Regions from separate parts of the Homo sapiens genome. Here region 1 is linked to region 2. Evidence: read pairs that join two places in POLR2A ChIA-PET (ENCODE). Cell type or tissue: PC-9. All regions are shown on one strand. Links, peaks and the distances in the headings refer to the core of each region. The heading gives the core; the rest is flanking DNA. Region 1 holds the start of LOC124909348 (a long non-coding RNA gene). Region 2 overlaps EAF1 (ELL associated factor 1).

What was found. ChIA-PET counts read pairs that join two places held together with the same protein. Peaks named below come from ENCODE experiments on the same cell type or tissue, not always from the same donor. Only the 100,000 strongest peaks of a DNase experiment are listed, where the experiment ranks them.
Region 1: POLR2A ChIA-PET joins it to region 2 with 6 read pairs; 3 of 35 experiments call an interaction of 5 or more read pairs at or near these places.

The regions. Positions count from the first base shown.
Region 1 is chr3:15,336,837-15,342,215 of GRCh38, forward strand. It overlaps LOC124909348 (a long non-coding RNA gene), which reads left to right and starts at 4,778. Exons shown (of 2, transcript XR_007095830.1): 1 at 4,778-4,808. It also overlaps a transcript of SH3BP5 not described here and the pseudogene RNU6-454P. RefSeq lists a silencer at 1,774-1,823. In PC-9, for the core only: no CTCF peak of the experiment used is centred there; a DNase peak (open chromatin) is centred at 3,245; H3K27ac peaks cover 685 bases.
Region 2 is chr3:15,434,174-15,439,552 of GRCh38, forward strand. It overlaps EAF1 (ELL associated factor 1), which reads left to right. Exons shown (of 6, transcript NM_033083.7): 4 at 175-365; 5 at 2,169-2,402; 6 at 4,936-5,379. The coding sequence ends at 4,982. Among named protein-coding and RNA genes, the nearest start is that of EAF1, 9.3 kb to the left of the region's middle. In PC-9, for the core only: no CTCF peak of the experiment used is centred there; no DNase peak of the experiment used is centred there.

The DNA.
Region 1 (5,379 bases), core at 160-5,159, 98 kb before region 2:
ATGTCCACACTTCCCATTTGATCTAGCTTAGATTCCATTGTCCATCATTAAAATCACCACACTACAGTCAACCACAACTCCCTCACGCTTCTCCCCGACCACTGTAAGCACTTGGCATAATCCCAACCCTGGTTCAATCCCACAGTCTTACTACTTTTTACCTGTACTTAGTAGCTAAGCTAAAGTGCTGGAATTATAGGCGTGAGCCACCACACTCAGCCAAAGAGTTGGGGTTTTTTTTAGTTTAGTTTTTTTTTTTTTTTTTTTTTTTGGGACAGAGTCGCGCTATGTCACCCAGGCTGGAGTGCGGTGGTGTTAGCTCACTGCAACCTCCGCCTCCTGGGTTCAAGCTATTCTCCTGCCTCAGCCTCCTGTGTAGCTGGGATTATAGGCGCCTGCCACCACACCCAGCTAATATTTATATTTTTAGTAGAGATGAAGTTTCACCATGTTGGCCAGGCTGGTCTTGAACTCCTGATCCACCCACCTCAGCCTCCCAAAGTGCTGGGATTACAGGCGAGAGCCACCGTGCCCGGCCAAGAGTTTTTATTTAATGTTTTTAAACTGAAGTTTGCAAGTGAAAGTGATCAACAACATTAATTCATTTGTATTTTTGTTCTGTTTTTTGTTTTTAGATCTAGATCTGCAGAAAGCAACATTAATTCAGTACACTTTTCAGCCCCTACTATATGCATACACTATTTCTGGGGCCAGTTTGAGGGTCCCAAACATGTAGATGACAAATTCCTAGTCCTTTACTTGGGGAGACAGGCCCTCATGAAACCTGGGCCCCAGGCCAGGTCTCACACCTGTAATCCCAGCACTTTGAGAGGCCAAGGGAGGAGGATCGCTTGAGGCCAGGAGTTCAAGACCAGCCTGGGCAACATAGTAAGAGCCTCCCCACATCTCTACCAAAAAAAAATTTTTAATTAGCGGAGTGTGGTGGTGTGTACCTATAGTCCTAACTACCCAGGAGGGTGAGGCAGGAGGATCCCCTGAGCCCAGGAGCTCGAGGCTGCAGTGAACTAAGGAAGTGCCATGGCACTATAGCCTGGGTGACAGAGTGAGACCCTGACTCAAAAAAAAAAAAAAAAAAAAAAAGTGCCCCAAAGCAGCAGCCAAGTCAATCCCTCATTGTGAAGTTAAGACCCTTTCTGTCAAATTTCAATGCCATTTAAATTAAGATTCCTTGCAATGCCAATTTTTTTTTTTAATGCTTTGTGAGCTAGGCGTGCTGGCCCACATCTGTAATCCCAGCACTTTGGGAGGCCAATGTGGGAGGACTGCTTGAAGCCAGGAGTTCAACACCAGCCTGGGCAACATAGCAAGACCCCATGTCTACCAAAAAATACAAAAACTAGCTAGGTGTGGTGGTGTGCACCTGTAGTCCTAACTACTCCAGAGGCTGAGATGGGAGGATTGCTTGCACCCAGGAGGTTGAGGCTGAAGTGAACCAAGACTACACTACTGCATTCCAGCCTGGACAACAGATAGGGACCCTGTTTCTAAATAAATACATTAAATTAAATTAAATGCTTCGTAACTACCTGTTAACTCCTAGAACAGAAACTGCTGTCTGGACTAAGAATGAATCTGCATTCACATCACACTCTGGTGTCAATATCGGAAGAAACTGATAACTAGCATCCCCTCTTTCTCCACCAGTGATATTTACGTGGCACTTTAGGTCAGAGGCTGCAAACTGGAAGCGACTGGTGGGATCAGGCCTGGGGTATGTGCTGCCTGGCTGACATAGCCTTTATAAATTTGAGCCAACAGTTAAAACTAACATGAAGGAGGCTTGCAGCAGTGTGGGGTGGGGAGGGACTCATGCATGGGTGCGCAGCCACCACACCCCACCCCCATCCCTTGCACTAGCAAGGTCCCCCGAAAAAAAAAAAACCTAAACATGAAAACAGTGACCTAATATGAAAATGCAGACATCTCTGATTGGCAAGAGTGTGGAGAAGATGTGAGGAGTGGCTGGCTGGCCCCTTTAGGATGGCATGTAGTCTCAAATTAACCTCAGAACCCTATTGGCAGACCACTTACACCTGGCAGGCCACACACAGGTAAATGTCTGACCTCTCCCCAGAGCCCTCATGGTAAGGTGTTGCAGGAAAGCTGGCTCGTAGGTCTTCCTGCCAAATCTCTCTTCTCTTCCCAGCGACCCCTAAGGATCATGGCACATAGCAAGGTGGAAGAGAATTTTAAGGTAGACCATAAACCCTTCAACAATATTTTTTAACCCCAAATGACTGGTTCTAAGAATTCAAGAGTCTATAGAAGCCAGTTCTTTGAAAGGGATCAGAGCCTCCACATTAAAGAGGCATCTGTTTAATTTAGCGATTCAGTGACATCAGTGTGTTGCCAAATTGTCTTCCAATGTGGCCACTCCCCTCTAAGGAGAACCTTTATTTGTGTCTAAATTGAATTAAACTTGTCTCTTGACCCAGATGAATTACAGGCCACAGCACCTAGAGAATCCAGGAAAGAGATTTTCAGTGTATATCTGTAGTCTTACAGGACCTACAGATATTTAGGATGGTGCTGGAATCCTGGAGATGGAAAAAGTGTTCTACTAAAAAGAAGAGCCCAGGTGCGGTGGCTCACACCTGTAATCCCAGCACTTTGGGAGGCTGAGGCAGGTGGATCACCTGAGGTCAGGAGTTTGAGACCAGCCTGACCAATATGGTAAAACCATCTCTACTAAAAATACAAAAATTAGCCTGGCACTGTGGCATGCGACTGTAGTCCCAGCTACCAGGGAGGCTGAGACAGGAGAATTGCTTGAACCCAGGAGGCGGAGGTTGCAGTGAGCCAAGACGGCGCCACTGCACTCCAGCCTGGGTGACAGAGCAAGACTCTATCTCAAAAATAAATAAATAAATAAATAATAAAAAGAAGAAAGAGTGCTTGCTTCGGCAGCACATATACTAAAATTGGAATGATACAGAGAAGACTAGCACGGCCCCTGCACAACCATGACATGCAAATTTGTGAAGTGTTCCATAAAAAATTAAAAAAAAAAAGAAGAAGAAAGATCCTATTGAAGTGACGGCCTTTGCTAAAAAAAGGGGGGAAAAAGAAGAAAGAAAGTTCTATACCCTGCAAATCAATGAGCATAACATTTTGCAGACACTATTCTAGAATGGGATTTTAAGGAGGAGAGAATACTTCTGTGTCCCGAGAAGAAAAATGACTCATCACCATGACCCAGCTTGGGTTAACCAAGAACAAATCATCTCAGCACAGCCCTCACTTCCTTATCCATGGCTTATTAGTCTAGGAAATCTAAGGAAGGAAATAGGCAAGATAGACAAAGATAAATGGTACAGGAAAAGGCCACTTAAATAAATCCACTTATAAAGGAAGCCAAAATTCCATATTAAAATGGTGAAGAAAGGTATTTATTAGGACTTTACTCTGGAAGATAAAACTTAAAATAATGTTAAGAAATTTTTCTTGTATTTTAAAAATACAAGAAATATTTATTTATCTGACAAGTATTTATTGGCCATCTATTATGTGACAGCCTCTGGCAAGTGAAAATATGACAGTGAACAAAGGAGACAAAGCATCTGCTCTAGTGGAGCTTATAGTCCAAGGGAAGACAGACAAATGGTTAAATACATAAAAAAGCAACATAGGCCGGCATGGTGGCTCACACCTGTAATCCCAACACTTTGGGATCACCTGAGATCAGGAGTTTGAGACCAACCTGGCCAACATGGCGAAACCCCGTCTCTACTAAAAATACAAAAATTAGCCAGGCGTGGTGGCAGGCACCTGTAATCCCAGCTACTCAGGAGGCCGAATTGGGAGAATCACTTGAACTCCATAGGCGGAGGTTGCAGTAAGCCAAGATCGCGCCACTGTACTGCAGCCTGGGTGACAGGAGAGAAACCCTGTCTCAAAAAATAAAAAAAAATTAGGCCAGGTGCAGTGGCTCACACCTGTAATCCTAGCACTTTGGGAAGCTGAGGCGGGCGGATCACCTGAGGTTGGGAGTTCAAAACCAGCCTGGCCAACATGGAGAAACCTCGTCTTTACTAAAAATACAAAATCAGCTGGGCATGGTGGTGCATGTCTGTAATCCCAGCTATTCGGGAGGCTGAGGCAGGAGAATCACTGGAACCCGGGAGGCGGAGGTTGTGATGAGCCGAGAGCACACCACTGTGCTCCAGCCTGGGCAACAAGAGTGAAAGTCCGCCTCAAAAAATAATAAATAAATAAATAAACAATAAAATAAAACCTATTATAAAAAGGCTGCTATAAAAGCACTTTTATAAACCTAAACTCTTCCCTGGGGCCTCCCAGGCCCCACCTCATCTGACTTGTGCCCACATCTCACACCTCCTCTCACCGCCCCTCCTCCTCGCTCACCCTCTGGCACCACATGGGCTGTCAGCTGGCTCTGTCCTCAGGGCTTCTGCTGTCTGCATCGCTATCTCCTCCAGGGCACGGCTGCCTGACTCCTTCTCATCATCCACATCTCAGCCCAAATGTCACATCCATAGCAAGGCTTTCTCCAACTCCCATCTGGAACAGTTTGTCCTCCAGCCCTCTCTATATAGTTTGGCTGTATCCCCACCCAAATCTCATCTTGAATTGTGTCATGGGAGGGACCTGGTGGGAAGTGATTGGATCATGGGGGCAGTTTCCTCCATCCTGTTCTCGTGATAATGAATGAGTTCTCACAAGATCTGATAGTTCATAAGTGTCTGGCATTTCCCCTGCTTGCACTCACTCTGTCCTGCCACCCTGTGAAGAAGGTGCCTGCTTCTCCTTTGCCTTCCAGCATGATTGTAAGTCTCCTGAGGCCTCCCCAGCAATGCAGAACTGTCAGTCAATTCAACTTCTTTCCTTTAATTACCCAGGTTCAGGTATTTCTTCATAACAGTGTGAGAATGGATTAATATTCCTCTCTATCTCATTACCCTGTTTTGTTTTCTTCATAGCAATTATCTTTATCACTAGCTAGTCTATTTTGCTTTTTAATTTTTATTTTTTATTTTTAAAAAATAGAGATGGGGTCTTACTACCTTGCCCAGACTGGTCTTGAACTCCTGGGCTCAAGTGATCCACCCACCTTGGCCTCCCAACGTGCTGGGATTATAGGCATGAGCCACCATGTCCAGCCTTTATAATAGGTTTTATAATAAGTTTTTACAGTTATTATAAAAGTGATGGGAAGCACTGAAGGGACTGAATTCAAAGAATGACACAGTCAGTATATTTGCTTCAGTGATCACTGGGGCTGCTGTGTGGACATGAAATGGCCATGAAGGCAAGAGCAGGAGTAGGGATACAGGTCAGCAGGCTGTCCCAGGGGCCCTAGTGAGAGACGTGGCTGCCTGGGCTTGGGGTCCGATGGTA
Region 2 (5,379 bases), core at 358-5,357:
GACACTCAAATGTTGAATGAATAGCTCACATGACAAAATTACAAGTATCAGTATTTTGAAGTGGTCTGGAAAGAACATGGGGTTCTACAGAGACTTCTGAGTTTTCAGTCACCTGGACAAATTTGAGAACCACTATTTTTGCCCTGCTAATTTAATGTCTGTATCTCCTTTCAGAGCTGAGGGCAGCAGTAAAATCCAGGCCCGAATGGAACAGCAGCCCACTCGTCCTCCACAGACGTCACAGCCACCACCACCTCCACCACCTATGCCATTCAGAGCTCCAACGAAGCCTCCAGTTGGACCCAAAACTTCTCCCTTGAAAGATAACCCCTCACCTGAACCTCAGTTGGATGACATCAAAAGAGGTAGAGAACATTTTCTGGATCCATGATAGCAACTTGGAGTAGAGTGCTGAATTTTCTTGTGGAGATCACATGGCTGCTGTATTGATACAGTGGCTGGGGCATTCAATGCCATCAAAAAAATGTCTGCAGAGCTCACTGTTCAGAGATGGGGAGGGTGGGGGCTTCTGCCACTTACCTCATTTGACAAGGGTGAGTCCTGGAATAGTGACTTGAGTTTGTGGCTATCTTTGTAGCCATTCTGCTTAGAGGCCTAGGATTTAAACAAGCATGACTTCCATCTAAGCTCCATATGGCACACCTCTAAGGCTTCGGAGAAAGAAAGGATTCTAGGTGTTGGAGGTGAAAACTAAGCGTAGGTGGCAACCTTTCTGAGCTCTACATTAGTATATAGGCTGGAGGAGCTGACCATGGTGCTGCACACTTGTAGTTTCAGCTACTGTGAGGCAGGAGGATCGCTTGAAGTTGGGAGTTTGAGGCTACAGTGTGCTATGATCGTGCCTGTTGGTAGCTACTGAACTCCAGCCTGGGCAATAACATCTCTTTTTTGGGGGGAAAAAAAGGATTAAAATGCCTTTTAAAATACCATAAGCAAATGTCCTGTGCTAACACAAAGTGTGTAAATATGAAAGAGGCCATGAGGACCAATAGAAACAGATACTGGCCTAGAAAGAGTTAAAGGTCCAGTTTGGTTCTCTCCACTGCAAACCTGAGACAAAAAAGCTTACCTTGGCTTTCTCCTTCACACGATGAATGGTTTTAGTCCTCCAGACTCTTTAGAAGTTGTGAGGTCATATTTCATATTTATAAGTTTTATAAAATAACTAAATCCATAATAATAGTAGGGAAACATAAAGAGTTGTCCCTGGGAAATTTGCCTTTTCCACCCTGTAGAACGGCTGCAGACATCACTCTGCACTGTGTACAGTTGTTTTGTCCCTTTTTTTTTTTCCTCATGGATACTGGAATGCTGTTATGGAAGTTTTCACTTAGGTTGAATAGGAATCAGAGCATGAGTGGTTAGTTGTTGCCAATTATGCTTAAAGGAGCCATAGCCATTTAAGGCCACATGGTATGCCTAGACAGGAAAATCTGGCGCCTTTCTTGAAATGGTTAGTTAACATTGATATTTTATATCTGTAAAAAATGCAGTACCTGACAGGCATGGCTGTCAGTCAAATATGTAAAGAGTGAAGAGGAAGAATATTGTTTTACCATTTTTATTTAGTCACCATGGTTCTTCCTGCAAACCTCCATTTATTTATGGGACATGAGAGCTGGAAAGGACCTTAGAGGCTGTCTGGTTTTCATTTTTCCAGAGTGGCTTGGAAAATTCATTGACTTCTACCTAGGTGTCACTGCTGGTTAGAGGTAAATCCAAAACAAGCACTCAGACCTCCCAACTCCTAGTCAAATATTTTTCAACCACTTTACATAATATTTGTCTTCTCTTATGTGGGAATTATGGTTTTATCCCATAGTTCATAATATTCATAATTTTTCTTTTAGTAGATAAAGGCAAATGGACTTAATTCATTTCTTACACAGAACAGCCATTATTCTGAAACAGTCTTGCTTTTTATTTATTTTGAGTGAATTTAATGTTTCCATTGTGTCTCTGGAAACAGGCTGTGTTTTTGTTTTGGTAATTTTGTTTGTACATTTTTTAAGGTATTGAGAAGTAGGACTTTGTTTTAAATTATTTCTTATTGCTGTTGGTTTTGCTGATTTACTATTTATAGAAGCTCCAATGCACTGCCTTGAAAAGGGCTGCTGTGCTGATCCATGTCATATCCTTTATTCCAGAGCTGAGGGCTGAAGTTGACATTATTGAACAAATGAGCAGCAGCAGTGGGAGCAGCTCTTCAGACTCTGAGAGCTCTTCGGGAAGTGATGACGATAGCTCCAGCAGTGGAGGCGAGGACAATGGCCCAGCCTCTCCTCCGCAGCCTTCACACCAGCAGCCCTACAACAGTAGGCCTGCCGTTGCCAATGGAACCAGCCGGCCACAAGGAAGCAACCAGCTCATGAACACCCTCAGTAAGTGTGTACTCCTTTTTATGGCTGAGAGAGGGCCATAGGTGCAGCTTCTATTTATCCTGTGCCAGAACTTACAAACCTAAAGATGTTTAAGGCATGGGAGAGGATCTTGTTAAAAATAGTTTGGAGCAGAAAGGTGTGAGTTACTAAACAGTAAAAAAGGGAAATGAGATGAAAAATCTGTTCTTTCTATTTCTATTCCCCACTGGCTCATACCGGTGTTTGTGAATTCTAGAAAACACTAAAACATGAACAGATAGGCTGTTTTTGCTTTTATACCAGACTTTCGGGGAGCTACCTGCCACCATACTGCTCTCTGCCCATTGGTCTTTTTTCTGGAGACAGAGTCTCACTCTGTCGCCCAGGCTGGAGTGCAATGGTGCAATCTCGGCTTACTGCAACCTCCACCTCTCGGGTTCAAGCGATTCTCCTGCTTCAGCCTCCCAAGTACCTGGGATTACAAGCATGTCCCACCACACCTGGCTAATTTTTGTATTTTTAGTAGAGATGGGGTTTTGCCATGTTGGCCAGGCTGGTCTCCAACTCCTGGCCTCAAATGATCTGCCTGCCTCGGCCTCCCAAAGTGCTGGGATTATGGGTGTGAACCACCATGCCTGCCTATCTTGAACTTTTATAAAAAAGAATCCACTGTCCCCAGACAGTGTGGTGGCTTTTTTTTTTTTTTTTTTCCTTCAGACAGAGTCTTGATCTGTTGTCCAGGCTGGAGTGCAGCGGCATGATCCTTTTTTTTTTTTTTGGTAGAGACAGGGTTTCGCCACATTGCCCAGGCTGGTCTCAAACTCCTAGACTCAAGTGATCCACCCACCTCGGCTTCCCAAAGTGCCGAGATTATAGGCATGAGCCACCATACCCAGCCATTTTTAAAATTTTCTGTAGAGACAAGGTCTCACTGTTTTGCCCAGGCTGGTCTTGAACTCCTCCTGGGTACAAGTAATTTCCCCAACTGCCGAAGTGCTGTGATTAAAAGCATGAACCACCATGCCTGGCCTCGGTGTGTTTTAATGCAGTTGATACTAAAGTAAAACAGGAAAACAAGAACAAAAATTTATTTGTTTTGAAGGTGAACAGAGGGCTAATTTTCTATGCTTTTCTCTTTTTGGAACCCTGATGAATGTTCTCTCTTGGTACACCTTCCTTTAAGGAAGTTGGAAGGTCTAGAGGTAACAGTGGGGAAGTTAACCTAGTTAATCCAACTATTGTGGACCAGGCAGAGATAATCTCAACCTCAGCACTATGGGCAGTTTGGGCAAGATAAGTCTTCTTTGTGGGAGGTTGTCCTGCACATTGTAGGATGTTTAAGAGCATCCCTGACGTCTACCCACTAGATGCCAGTACCAGTCTCTTCCCACCTCCCCAGCCCCATGACAACCAAAAATATCTCAAGACATTGCCATTATATGCCCCATCTTTAACATAGAGACTGAAGTATATGAAGAAAATCTGGCATTCTAGGTAGTTAGAAAAGGGGTGACCTCAGGATCAGACCCCCCTGAAAGGGTTTCATGGAACCCCGAGTCCTCAGAATAGACTTTGAGGAGAACTGGCCTAGAGATTAGCAATTTGGAAATAAAGAAAATCACTTTTGCTACAAGTGGTATCAACTGGGGTTCTGTTATATGTATTCCTATTGTATTAGATTGAAATGTTAAGTAATTATATTCTTCTAAATTCTGCCTAGTAAACAGGAATCTGGGGTTTTGTAAAGCACGTTAGTTCAGATTTGAAATTTAAGATAACGTGACTATCCTGGACAGAGGTGTGCCAGAGCAGATACTGCATTAGCATATTACTGGTGTTAACAGTATTCACCTTTCTTAATGGGAAGCCTACCGGATATTTTCTTAAGTTGCCTTTATAAAGCAACTTAATGTGATCAGTTCTTCCGAATGGTGATCAGTTATTTTAAATATTTTCTTTTTTTTTTTTTTTCTTTTTTCTTTTTTTCCTTGAGACAGTCTCACTCTATCGCCCAGGCTGGAGTGCAGTGGTGCAATCTTGGCTTACTGCAACCTCCACCTCTTGGGTTCAAGCGATTCTCCTGCTTCAGCCTCCCAAGTACCTGGGATTACAAGCATGTCCCACTACACGTGGCTGATTTTTATATTTTTAGTAGAGATGGGGTTTCGCCACGTTGGCCAGGCTGGTCTCCAACTGCTGGCCTCAAATGATCTCCCTGCCTTGGCCTCCCAAAGTGTTGGGATTACAGGCGTGAGCCACTGCGCCCAGACATATTTTAAATATTTTCTTGCTATTTATTAAACCATTTAAAAGTTATCCAGCTTACTTCTCCTTTGCTCTACCCTAATATGCAGTATTGTTGTGCTTTGTAGATAACCAAAAGCACCATTTTGTTTCAGTGAGCCAATTTGATTTTCTTCCCTAAGTTGAATTAACAAGGTTTTACTGTAGTGTGATAGCCAAGGCAATTAACAAAAAATTATGAGGAAGTCATTTTTAAATTCTGTACTTTTGTTTGATTCTATGATTTTACTTTATTTTTTTTTTTAAATAGGAAATGACTTGCAGTTGAGTGAGTCTGGCAGTGACAGTGATGACTAGTGCTGGATCTTTCGAAACCTACTTTTTGGTGCACAAACATGCCGCAAGACTGAGCTACTTTGGCGTGGAGTCCATTGCAAGAGGAAAATGTTATGGATCAGTGACTGTAGTAGGAGTTTGAGGCTCTGGAACTCTCACATATTCAAGTCTTTAACTTAGTGGTGATGGGTGATTTTCTCGTGTCATTTTTGAACAATCTCATCTTTCAAAGTTTAAGTAGACCTGTAGAAGAGCTAACAGAATTATATTTCTATTTAGTTAAAATTGTTAATGAAAAACAGATAAATGTGCCCTGGTCTAAGTTACTCAAAGGCCATATCTTCACCAGGCCAGAGATTCAGTTTTAAACCTCAGCAGCCATCAGTTTGGCCAAGTGGTTGGTACCAGTGGAATGAAG